Linked DNA regions of Homo sapiens: region 1 is linked to region 2. Evidence: read pairs that join two places in POLR2A ChIA-PET (ENCODE). Cell type or tissue: CD4-positive, alpha-beta T cell. All regions are shown on one strand. Each heading gives the region's core, and the rest is flanking DNA. Links, peaks and the distances in the headings are about the cores only.

Region 1 (5,000 bases), core at 1-5,000, 190 kb before region 2:
CCAGCAACCTCCCAATCAATAAATCCATTTTTTTTTCATCTTCCTTGACAGCTCTGTGGAGCTAGTCAACACTGACCAACCTTCCTCTTTGTCTTAAAATTCTTCCATAATTTGTTTTTCAGGACACTGCACTACTTGCTTCCCTCCCCCACCCTTTTTTTCTTACTACTCTTAATCTTGTAACTGAAAGCTGATCTTTTCATTCTCCATATGTCAGTGTCAGTATTTCTCAAGGTTCTTTGATCATTTTCTCCTTCAATGTTTATTTCTCGAGTCATTTTCAAAGATCACTTCTGTAAGGATGCCTCCCAAATCTTTATTCCAAACCCTGTGGCTGTTTGCTTAATAAAAAAGTCATTTCCAACCAGCTTTTTTGCACATCCCACTCTAAGGAGTTTGGAAGTAGAGATACTTGCTTTATCAGCTTTCCTTGCTACTATTGGTAGCCATGGGACACAATTTTGGCAAATGAAATTAGAGAAAAAAGTCTAAGAGAGGTGTACTTTCTTGAATAAAAGGGACAAAATCAGAGGTACTACTCCTTTCCCCTTTGCTTCCTGGCTTATAAAGCAAACATAAGGCCTTAGAACTTTTGCATTTATCTTGCAACTATGCAGTGAGAGACAAGCATGTGAACTAAAGGTCAAGATGATTAGCATGGTAAAGTGGAAAGAGAAAAATCCTGGGCCTTTGATAATATCATTAGGAATCTGACCCAATAACAGCAAGTGCCCACACCTGGACTTTTTGCTGCGTGAGGGAAAAAATAAAGCCTAATTATTTAAGCTACTATTAGACAGACGTCTCTAGACAATAAAAATCTTGTCACTGTATCTTCATTCCATTCACTTATTTCCAAATTATTGCTTTGATATTTCTACATGGATATCCATCTGCAGGTCAAATTTATTATAATGAAAATCAAATTGATATAAAGAGGCCTGTGCATATGTCATTTCTTTATAGTTTCTTAATACATGGTAGCATTTTATATGGAATAAGTATTGAAATATTTAAGTAAATTAGTAAATTGTGACACAACTGAAACCTAGTGTAGCAAATATAATTTCTAGGAACTTTCAATTAGTGGAAATAGCATGAAGATATATAGTTCTTCTTCCCACCTGACTATTTTCATCTTGATATTATCAGCATCCTGGGATAAGATCTCATGATGACCTGAAAACATGGCTTTGTTCCTCTCAGATGTCAGTTCTTCTACACTGAAGTCACATATATAACCCAGCTAACCTAAAACAGGCACCAAATGATACTGACTTCTTGTAATGATGACAGCTATTACACAGCAATGTAAGGTAGCATTATCAAAATGGAACAATTGAAAGGTCATCAGAGCATTTTGGCATGTGTTTTCAGATCCACTGACTCTCTGAGCTTGATGCGTTATCTAACACAGTTACTCTAGACACCTGTGGACACTTCAAAAAGTGAGTCCCTTTCCCTCCTTAAGAAATTCAACTTTAAAAGGCCGCTCTTAGCCACATCTCCAAGTATGGTTATCATCAGCAATGAGCTAAGTGGAAATCATCACCCAACTCAAATTATTAATGGAGTTATGTACCTTAATACTGTTCCTGAGAAACTTCCTATAGTTCAGTGGATTCATGGTGGAAAACTCTGAATCTGGCCCACATTTCAATCTGATTTTGAGCAAATTACTCAAATTCAGTTTCCAGTTGCCTAATCCACATGGTAATACGACAAGGTCCCTATTGAGGATCAAATGTGGTGCTCTCTGTACAAATTATTTGTAATTAATGAAGTTTTAAATCATTTATTTGTTCTCTATTTTATGTAATGTCACAAATCGAGTTAACACTGCTGCAAGTGCTATGTATAGCCATAATGTTACATTACCATTTCCTTTAATTTTTCATGCATTAACACCACTTATACTCCTATTTGATGTTTAAGTAATGGCACTTAAGCCTTAATTCGATTTCATCTTTAATGTTTCCAAGAGTCTAACTGGTTATTTTTTTCTCACAGGAAAAAAAAAATTTTTAAAACAAATTTTAGGTGGCTCCAAACAATCTAACCTGGTTAAACATTGGTCCATTTCACGAATTTTTCCTGAAATTCGTAAATTTCAGGCTAGTGAAGAAACATTTTGCTGATCTTTTTTTTCTGACAAATGTCTTAGAAGGAAGCAAAGTAGGATTGTGAGGAAAGTTAAAAAAAAAAAAATCCTTATCTGCTGCTTTTACCTTCTGCCATGTCCAAGGTCAAAGAATCCTACAAAAGCCTTTCATTTGGAGCAGTTTGAATGATGTCTCAAATATCAAACTGGATGACGACTCAGAGTCAGAAGAGTGAAAAAGAGGGACAAGGTAACATGCTGCTCAAATAAGTATGATTTCGAAAGTGAATCTGGAAGAAGAGGGGTTTTTCTCTCCTTATTCTTTCTTATGTGTGGCTCAAGAAGACACAACCATAGGCATATTGCCATCTGTAATGTAGGCAGAAATGAGAATCAGGTATCAAAATGACATTATTATGATGGAAAATATGAGCATTCATATGCAGTAATCATGTTTTTCAGTTTCTCTCTTTTCAAAAAAATACTCAAGAAATGAATGTTGGACTATCAGAATGCAGAGTATTAGAGTAATTAAATACTAAAATAAATACAGAAAAAATAAGTACTTATTCATTACTCTTCATAGATTTCAAATTCAAACAACCCTGGTGCACCAGCATAAGCTCTGCACCCAGCCACAAGTCCCCTGACAAAAACATATGTAACATATCCAGCCTGATCAATACACTGTGACCATAAGCAACCTTTTGGAGTCAGATACCGTCAAACTGCTAAATCTTATCTTGGAAATACACAGTGTCACTAGGAAAGAATCCCTGAGTTGAAGAAAAATATCTGTAGTAAATAATGCTGATAATTGCACTACTATTGTATTTCCTGTTTCCAAAGTACTTTTACATGTGTGTCTTATTTTCCTTCCAGTAGTCGACAGAGCAGGTGCTGAAGTCTCCATTTTAGAGCTGGAGAAACTGGGACTCAAAAAAGATAACTTGTCCAAAGTCACATAGTAAGCAGCCGATCTGAGACTAGAACTTTTGGCTCTAAATTTTATGTTCTTTCAGTGTGCCATCATGATTGAGAAGGAATCTGTGAGCAAACAGAGTTGTAGCCTTGACCCCTAGGTACAGCTGTTTCCAACACTATGTGAGCCTGATTTTCCCATAACAGTGTTTAAAAACCTTGCTCGGGCACCCATTGGTGGGGTTTTCAAGTGCCTCTTACAGTCTATTGTAATAGCTCATATCCAGTTTGGTATTATCTTTTCTCAGACACTTGTGTAGGTTGCAAGTTCAAAGTCAAACTAATGCCAAGGGCAAGCAACTATTTATTCCACATGTATGCTAGGGAAGGCAGAATGGGAAGGCAATAAAACAGAATCTGAAAGACATGTTCCTGTCTTTAAGCCTACATTAATTGAAAAGATTCTCTCCTTAGAGAGGAGAATATGTCTCTGAATATTAACATTGCCCTAGGACTATTTTGGCTTTTCTCAGCTACAAATGAACTTGAGCCTAGGATTTAAAGTTTAAAGCCTTACTTAATGTACATATACATACAATTTTGTGAATATCACTCAATGCACATGCTTATAATTAAAACACTGTGTATGTGTGAATACACAACCACATGTCCAGAGTTTCCAACATGAGGTCCCACTACCCTTGTTGCTATGAAGCCACAACAAGCAGCTATGCACATTTCACTATGCCTCAACTTAAATTCAAAAATGAAAAGCAAATGTAGTAGTTGCTAACATATGTTTCAAACTCCCTGAGTGGGGTAGGGGGTGCGGGTTGTGGTGAGTTAGCTCTTGTTATTCTTAAATCCTATCCAATTAATATTTTCTTAGGAAGCTGCTTCCTCATATTCCAAAATGCCGATATAACTATCAGTGCCCTTTTCAAAAAACCCAAAATGGCAATTTTTTAAAAATCAGTACATTACATAAAATTTAAATATCACTATAGGCCCCATATCTTCCTATACAACTCTATCTAGGGCTTTCCAAAAGCTGCTGTCTCTATCATCATTACCCAAGTTTGTAAGAAAGACCAATATCCTTGTGAATTCACACTATGAATTCCTTAGGACATGGTATAGTGAGCAGCTGCAACCTCAGCATTTAGCTCCATTCTCAATGAGCACATCTTCAAAGAGAGCTTTACTTAATGCCACGAAACTGAAGGAATCAGGCTCATGGCAATATAAGAAGAAATTCTTTGTGATGTGGAAACAGATGTCCCCTAACATTTTTCAGCATGTGACATCACCTTCTGCCTTGGTACACATAACTTTTTTCAGTAAGCTTAAAAATAATTTTCACATGAGTTTAAATACCAACCCCAACCTAGTTGCAATTATCATTCCATTCACATGACTCCAAGGAAAGCCTGTGTTTCTTTAAAACGTCCTTTTGTTCCTGCTGTGCAGCCTATAAAACCTTACAGTAATTAAAAGCTATTCCTAGCCAAAGCAGACTAACATTTTATATTACTTATAAATAACTAGTTTCTGCTCTTTTCTAGTCAGAAGAAATATTTTGGCAATATATCACATATCAGCTTGGCAAAGCCAAGCAGTAATGGGAAGCCATGCAAGACATGTGTCCTCAGTGTCCACGTCAGGCACTGTGTAAGGGATCACAACCATCAGATTGAGGGTTCATATGCATCCACCTGTACTCACAGCTGTGCCAGGAATGCTACTGTGTAGGCAAGACCAGGTAGAGCTGGCCAGCCAGGTGCTGGAGGCCTAAGCCACTAGGCAAATGGTGACAACTGCAGAGTACTTGAAAGTCGTAAGAATGAAGTAAATATCTCAGAGTCCAGGGAAATAACTTGAGGCAGAAATAAACTCTAAGTTCAGGGTCCCAGTTTCACTCACAAATCCCAGTGGTCAGTTATCAGATCACTTGACTGGCGTTAGCAGGAGAAAGATA
Region 2 (7,106 bases), core at 1,119-6,118:
AAGACCCTAAGTTTAGTAATGATTTCTCACACAACAAAAGATAGTAGATAGAATCCATATAGAAACTTCCCGCAAGTCAGTTAGTTATTAACCCATTTTGCTAAAACTTTACTGAATAGGAACTATGTGCAAGCACGCTAACAAAGCTTATTCATAGTCCTTTGGGGAAACAGAACTCCCTGGTGTGTAATGTGAGGCTTGCAGTTTACCTGGGGAAGCCAGGAAGGCTTGGAGCAGAGAACACCTCAGTGAGGGCTTAAAATAGATTGATGAGTGGATCAAGTGAAGTAAGGTGGGACAGTTATGTCAGGCAGAGGAAATGATAAAGGTATAAAGAAGTAAAATAGCAAGGCATAAGCAGAGAGGTACAGGAATTTATAGTAGAAAAATGTAGTGTCTTAAGGAATGGCAAAAAAAAAAAAAAAGAAAGAAAGAAAGAAAGAAAGAAAAAAAAGAAACTCAGCAGTTAATAAGAACCAGACCATGGAAGACTGGAGGCTCCCATAAATATCTTGGATTGAAGTATATTGATAAAGGCTTAGGCCAGTAGTCCTCAAACAGTAGGGTACATGAAAATGATCTGAATAGAACTTTTGAGGACTCTCTTACCCATAAATTAAGATTCAGCAAGTTTTTGATGGAGCCCAGACTTTGGGCTTTAAATTTTTAAATTTTACATTTTTAATATGGAATGTTGGAGTATCTGATGCAGGTTGTTCATGGACCACACTTTGAAAAATATTACTGTAGGGAATGGGAGGAGTCCAGTAGTGGTTTAAAAAAATGGAGTAACTCAGGCACTCTCATATTATTTTCAGGTCAGTATTTAAGACTGATTTTTCTTAAATCAGTCTCTGGTATGGACAAAATATATAAGGTTATAATATAATATGGAATATTACTTAGTCTATAGAACATATTCAAATTTCTCCAATTGTTCCACCAATGCTCTTTTTTGGATCAGGATCCAATCCAAACACACACTTCGCATTTAGTTGTCATGTTTCCTTAGCGTTCTTTAATATGAAACAGTTCCTCAGTCTTTCTTTGTGTTTTATGACCTTGACGATTTTCATGAGTACTGGCCAGGTATTCTGGATGCCCTTGCACCAATGAGCCCAGCTGATTCCCAGACTTTGGTTTCTAAATACCACTCTCCAATATAAGAAAACTATGGCTCCTTGGAGAAACAGCTGAATCCAGGGCTGAAGGAGAAAAAATAAGATGAGCCTGAAATATTTTGTGCTAGAAAATACCAAAGAGTTAAAAAGAAAGAAAGAAAGAATAGGCACATTTCAAAAAGACAAAGTAGCCAACTTGATTGGTGATCCTAAAGGTCAAATACAGAAACACTGAATAACAAAATAAATCTTGATCATAAGGGATTATAACCTGTGGAATAACGTAAGGGTTCATGTGTCTGTACTAACACAAATAAGTGAGTGAACAAATGAATGAATGAATAAGTAAAGGAGAAAAGAAAACTTTTCCTTACTATAAAACTACAACTTGTTTCTAAGTTAAGGAATTATTGAACCAGAAAATTACCATTTGGCAAACACCACAGTAATAGTTGTTTCAGGCAAGAATCATTAACGGATACTAAAATTAGTGGCAAAGGTGTGATAAATTACAGGATATTTAAATTCTCTCAAATTATTTTCCCATGAGATACTTATAGAGTACAAAGAAATATAGTGCCTTTGTAGTGAAGAAATCTGGCAAACACCACCCTCCCCAAGTGATCAAAGTTAACATTTTCAGTAATGGAATAAATTGACATCAAGAGTCTTCGGATAAGACATGTTGATAAGGTCACAACCTCACTTTCTGGTATCCTTGCCAAAAATGCAAAACTGAATTTAAATATGAGAAAACATCAGAGGAAGTGCATTGACTGTCAGAGCCTCATCGACCTAGTATAAGAGACACACCAACGTACGTACACTCATATGTGTTAGAGGCACTTTCAGTTTGGCATTCATTCAGTTCACAAAGAGATCCATTTAAAGACTTTACAACGTACGTACACTCATATGTGTTAGAGGCACTTTCAGTTTGGCCTTCATTCAGTTCACAAAGAGATCCATTTAAAGACTTTACAGAAGAAAAATGACAGGATGAAAACTGTGCCTCGAGGAGATTAAACTGGAAGCAGAAGGTAGGATACAAAATGAAGGGGGTGGAAATGAAAGCTATGGAAGGCATTGATGCCTGTAAGTGATCTATTACATTATTTCAGGCACATAGTCATAATAATCTCAACCAGAGTAATGGCCATAGAAATGGAGAAAAGGAAAGTTAACACAGAAATAATATGAAGAATAATGGCAATGATTTTTGCATTGAATGTGAAGGAGATGTAAAAGGAGGGGAAAAAAGAGTCTTATTTACTAAACAGGGCACCTGGGTGTCTATGCAGAAGGTGAGTCAATGGAAGCAGAAGGAATGTGATCCTGTACTTTCAAAGAAGGGAGTTCTGTTTCAGGCAGATATTTGAAGGTATTATTGAGATATCCTAAAGAGAATGTCTAGTAGGCAGCAGAAAAGGTGAGATTGCTATCTGGGAAAGAGGGATAACACATAGGAATGATTGCCTTTGATGTGACACTTGGTTTACAGAGAATATGTAACTTGTCCAGTGTTACAAAGCCAGTAAAAGGCACAATCAGTATTTAAACCCCACTTCTAGGTTCAGAAGTTTCTTTGGCCCATATAATGTTCTGTGTGTATTGGGACTCTCCAGGAGGTTGAAAAGAACTGTAAACCTCTATTACTATCAGTTTCTAAGTGCACAATTAGACTTATGTGCAAAGTTATAACCAGCTCATTTTTTAAAAAAGCAAAAGAATAAGTGAAGCTCTCTTTTCATCTGTGAGTTCCATTGGGCTTTATATAGAAGTAAGGACTACGTTCAGAGCCTTGTAAGGTTTTTGATAGTCACGTGATTGACTGTCAGAGCCTGGTCCATCTCAGAGACCATCCCCTCAAACGCTATCCTTTTACACATCAGGTATCTGATCCTGCACATTCAAATATTTATATGTAGGTTAGATGGGAAAGACATTGGTATAATTAATTTAATTTTCACTAGGTCTCAGCCTATTTTAAGAGCAGTCAGGAGCTAGAGTTTTCGGTCTTCATTTCCTATATAAATTGGCAAAAGTGTTGCATTCTGAATAACTATACTGTAGAAGTACATCGTCCTTTGAATAAATTCGAATCCATACACAGCAACACAACTGAGGTCAGGTCAGAGGGTGGGCAGAAGACCCATCACTTCACACACTGGGTCCGAGAGCACAGCTGCCCTGACAGGAAAGGAGGGGCAGGGCAGATGTCGCTGATCACTAACTACAACTAGTCACTCTTCCAGTAGTTCCCTCCCAGTGGGTGGTGAAAGTTGTTCTTTAGCTCATTATCTCCCCCTTCAGCCTTCCGATAAAGGAAGATGATGAAGTTAAAAGAAGCAGGGAGGCTCAGCCCCTCTGTAGAAAAGGTAGAATGAACAAGAGAAGTATCCTTCATTTTAGGTAATACATGAAAATGTTGAATAAATATATGCTGAAATAAGTAAGTTTATCTCAATAAATATTTTTTCTTATTTCTGATACCTGTAATAACAGTGAAATAGATATATACATATGGGAAAAGGTACACTTTAAAAAGCATATCTCCTACATAAACACAGCACTTTGTAAATCACCACAGCCAAAGTAATCACATTCTTAAATAAGAATGTGAGTTCATTACATACTGTAAGGAAGGTTTTTCATTATTGCTCTTTATTTACTTACGCTCCTGTAAATGAATAAGAAAAAAAGAAAACCATTTCCAATTCAAGTAGTCTCAAGGCATACTCTAGCTGCTTGCAATTAAAACACAAATTTACCTAAGACATTGCTTGGCTCAAACAATCATATTTTTCAAATAGTTCATGAGATTTGTTAATAAGAGCTGAATGCTTTGGAACAGAGCAAGGCTTCAATTAAAGGATTACAGTTCCAGAGCTAAACTGGGAGAGACTGTGAGCTCAAGGCTGAACCTTTCCCCTCTGCATTCTTTCCCTCTGATTCTAGTTTGGCTTTGATTATTCTTTCCCCTTTTCCTTTCTTTTTTTATTCTTTTTTTTTTTTCCACTTGCTGCTGGACAGAATTATAAATTACAGGGAGAAAGAGCAGTCTGATCTTACCAAGGAAGTTCTTTTTCTCAAGTCGTTTCTTTCGTTTTCAAGGTGTTTCCCAACTCTGGCCTTACTTTGTAAGACCTGAAACTTCATCACTTCTGGTAACTTACCAAGGTCCAAAGTCTGCCACAGAACTACCTGAAGGCTTGAATCACCCAGATATCGGCTTGCTGGCATGGAACTCTTCTTGTTTTTCTTCATATACAAATAGGATTTAGAAATGTTTAAGCAATAATTAAATGAAGAAATAAGGAAAAGATTTAGATATTGGACTTCATTGTTATCATCACCATTTCCTTATTCACTTTATTTTATATCATGTACATATCTAAGTATCCAAAGAAGTTAATGAAACATGAGTACTTAATGTATTTTTCCAAAAATATCCAAATTAGAACTGTGACAAGTCTCAAAATAAGGTCTCTTTGCCATCACTGATATATTGAGAGCAGAAAAAAATACATTAATAATCCTGTTAGATAATCATGGATATAATTAACAGCTACAAAGATGATATTACTTGATAGGATATATTTCAATATACAATTTAGCGCCACTCAGGATTGAAGCAGAATTGCTTCTCTGTTGGAAAAAGTATCAAATAGATATTTTTAACTTCTCAGTAGGTGATAATTTAGTAGCTCAGAGAAATATTTTATAGGCATATGGAACAAATTAGTATGGTAATTGCAAATGGATTATTAATACTGACAAGTCATAAGACTTAACCTTTTCAAATGTAACTGCTGAGACTAGAATTTAAACTAAACATTGTGATGTTTACCTAAAATGTTTTAGATAAATCAGAGATAAGATTAACAAATTACTTAAATATACTATGTAAATTTTTAGCCTGTATGAATAATAATGGGAAATAATATTTGCTACATTGCACACAATTGTACACACATACACAGTCTGTCTCTCTGCCTTACAAAAAAGTAGAAACAAAAGTTTTGGGGATAATATCAGCATCTAAGAAATATAATATAAAAATATCACATTATTGGAAACCAGTACACAAAAATGAAAAGCAAATGAATATGCAAAATATCTACCACTGCAAATAAACATGGATTTTTTTTTTTTTTGCTAAAAACAACATATTCCTCTCTATGTTGAAATATGTTTCTACCCCACAAAGGAGTGGTTTGCTTGCTTTTGCTTATTAACAGCCAACCATGTAGTGCTAAGCATGTGCCAAGTCTGTTCTAAGTGTTTCATAAATGTTAAATCACTGAATTTGCATAACAAACAAACCTATGAGGTGAACTCTGTTATCATGACTACTTTACAGAAGGGAGAAACTGGGCAAAAGAGATAGGACTGAAACTCAGGCAGTCTCTAACGGGATCTCTACCCTTGACACCGTGTATGCTGGTGATTAGCTCCTTTCTCTGCAATGTAGTTGTAAAAATTTCTCTAAGGTATAGATAACTCAAAATTGAGGATTATATTCTAAGAAGATTCATTGCAATGTAAAAGTTATCACTAACATCCAAATTCGCATTCTGATAGCTCATTGAATTTGTGCTTTCTTCCCTGAAAAGCTTTCATATAAAACAAAGGTCCGCATGAAAAATGAAGGATGCTTTCCTCTTACCACTGACAAAGAATACAGTGATTAGATACATTAAAAATTCATATATTTAACAAATGCCACCTCTCATACATAAATTTTCTGTGTGTACAAAATACATAGGTAATAAAATAAAATCAACATTATTTTTCTTCCATTCCTCCTCCAATATAATTTATTGACTTAGTTGAGTAGCTAGGTGCAAGAATCAACAAGAACCCCTCTTCCAAAAATGCAGGAAGTAGAGAATAAACACAACTAAAGAGAAAAATTAGTTTGTGCCTCCCTATTGAGAATAACAATATATACTTAAGAAGTCACATCATTTTTCTGTGTCTATGAACCAACAGAAATAAACTAACATTGCTTCTTTATGTATTTCATTTCACACTCAATAATAAAGTGAGTTTCAATGACATTAATAATATGTTCTCTTGGTAAACAACCATATCCCAAGAGCCTCATATTCTTCCTCTTTTTTTAAATCCCTGAACATTCATTTGAAAATTAACTTACAGCTCTTATTACACTTGTTCCTATAGCCACTGAAAATTTTCAGCACAATAAAAAAATTAAGTAATATTTTACTGTATTTTTTTTTCCATTGGGAAGTAATAGGGGTAACATTTCTTAAAGTGTTTTAATTGGGTAGGGAAGGAGTAAAATACAAATGGAAAGTTTGGTTGAAAAATAATTTTTAGTTAATTTGAGTGGGGAGATAATACCCTACAATTGACTATAAGCTACATGAAGGCACGATCTGACTTGATTCTGAACTTGATAAGAAATCTAACACCCAGAAGATGCTCTATAATTAAGCCATTTAAAGTATATTTAAAGAAGAATAAAAAAATTTGTTAGCAATTTTTAAACAATCTAACTCATTTTAACTGTTTTTTTCAAATAACAAAATGCTTTTACAGACCTCAGATGAACTCGGAATCATAGATTTCACCACCCATTGCATACCTGTAGCACACCCAACCCTAATGTTAATGAATTTTACTTCCCTTCTCCTTTCATGTCAAGCCTAATTTCTTTTTTGCTACATCTCATCAACCCCACTTTCACCCCTAAGACATATTAATATTTTACCCTATAAAAACCCAAAGTCTACCATCAGACCTTCTTTCTTATTCTAAGGTTGCATCTTATAATTGCCTTGCTGTTTTTCTCCCTGGCTCCCATTAAAAAGTATCCTTTCATGACCCTACCCCTACCTCATGAAATTACCCTTTCATGAGACTATCCCAAAGAATTCCAGGAGTCCTCACTCAGTCTTTTCATGTTTCTCAAAAAAAAAAAAAAAAAAAAGAGCATGGAGTGGGGCAGAAGGTGAA

The links. Peaks named below come from ENCODE experiments on the same cell type or tissue, not always from the same donor. Only the 100,000 strongest peaks of a DNase experiment are listed, where the experiment ranks them.
Region 1: POLR2A ChIA-PET joins it to region 2 with 15 read pairs; 3 of 35 experiments call an interaction of 5 or more read pairs at or near these places.

Annotation. Positions count from the first base shown.
Region 1 is chr4:142,375,132-142,380,131 of GRCh38, forward strand. The region is part of intron 7 of INPP4B (inositol polyphosphate-4-phosphatase type II B); the gene reads right to left. Among named protein-coding and RNA genes, the nearest start is that of INPP4B, 470 kb to the right of the region's middle. In CD4-positive, alpha-beta T cell, for the core only: no CTCF peak of the experiment used is centred there; a DNase peak (open chromatin) is centred at 2,390; H3K4me3 peaks cover 1,228 bases; H3K27ac peaks cover 229 bases.
Region 2 is chr4:142,564,030-142,571,135 of GRCh38, forward strand. The region is part of intron 2 of INPP4B (inositol polyphosphate-4-phosphatase type II B); the gene reads right to left. LOC101927613 (a long non-coding RNA gene) reads left to right here. Exons shown (of 3, transcript XR_007058285.1): 1 at 1-2,161. Among named protein-coding and RNA genes, the nearest start is that of INPP4B, 280 kb to the right of the region's middle. In CD4-positive, alpha-beta T cell, for the core only: a CTCF peak has its summit at 3,373; DNase peaks (open chromatin) are centred at 1,932, 2,952, 3,392 and 4,252; H3K4me3 peaks cover 4,505 bases; H3K27ac peaks cover 4,592 bases.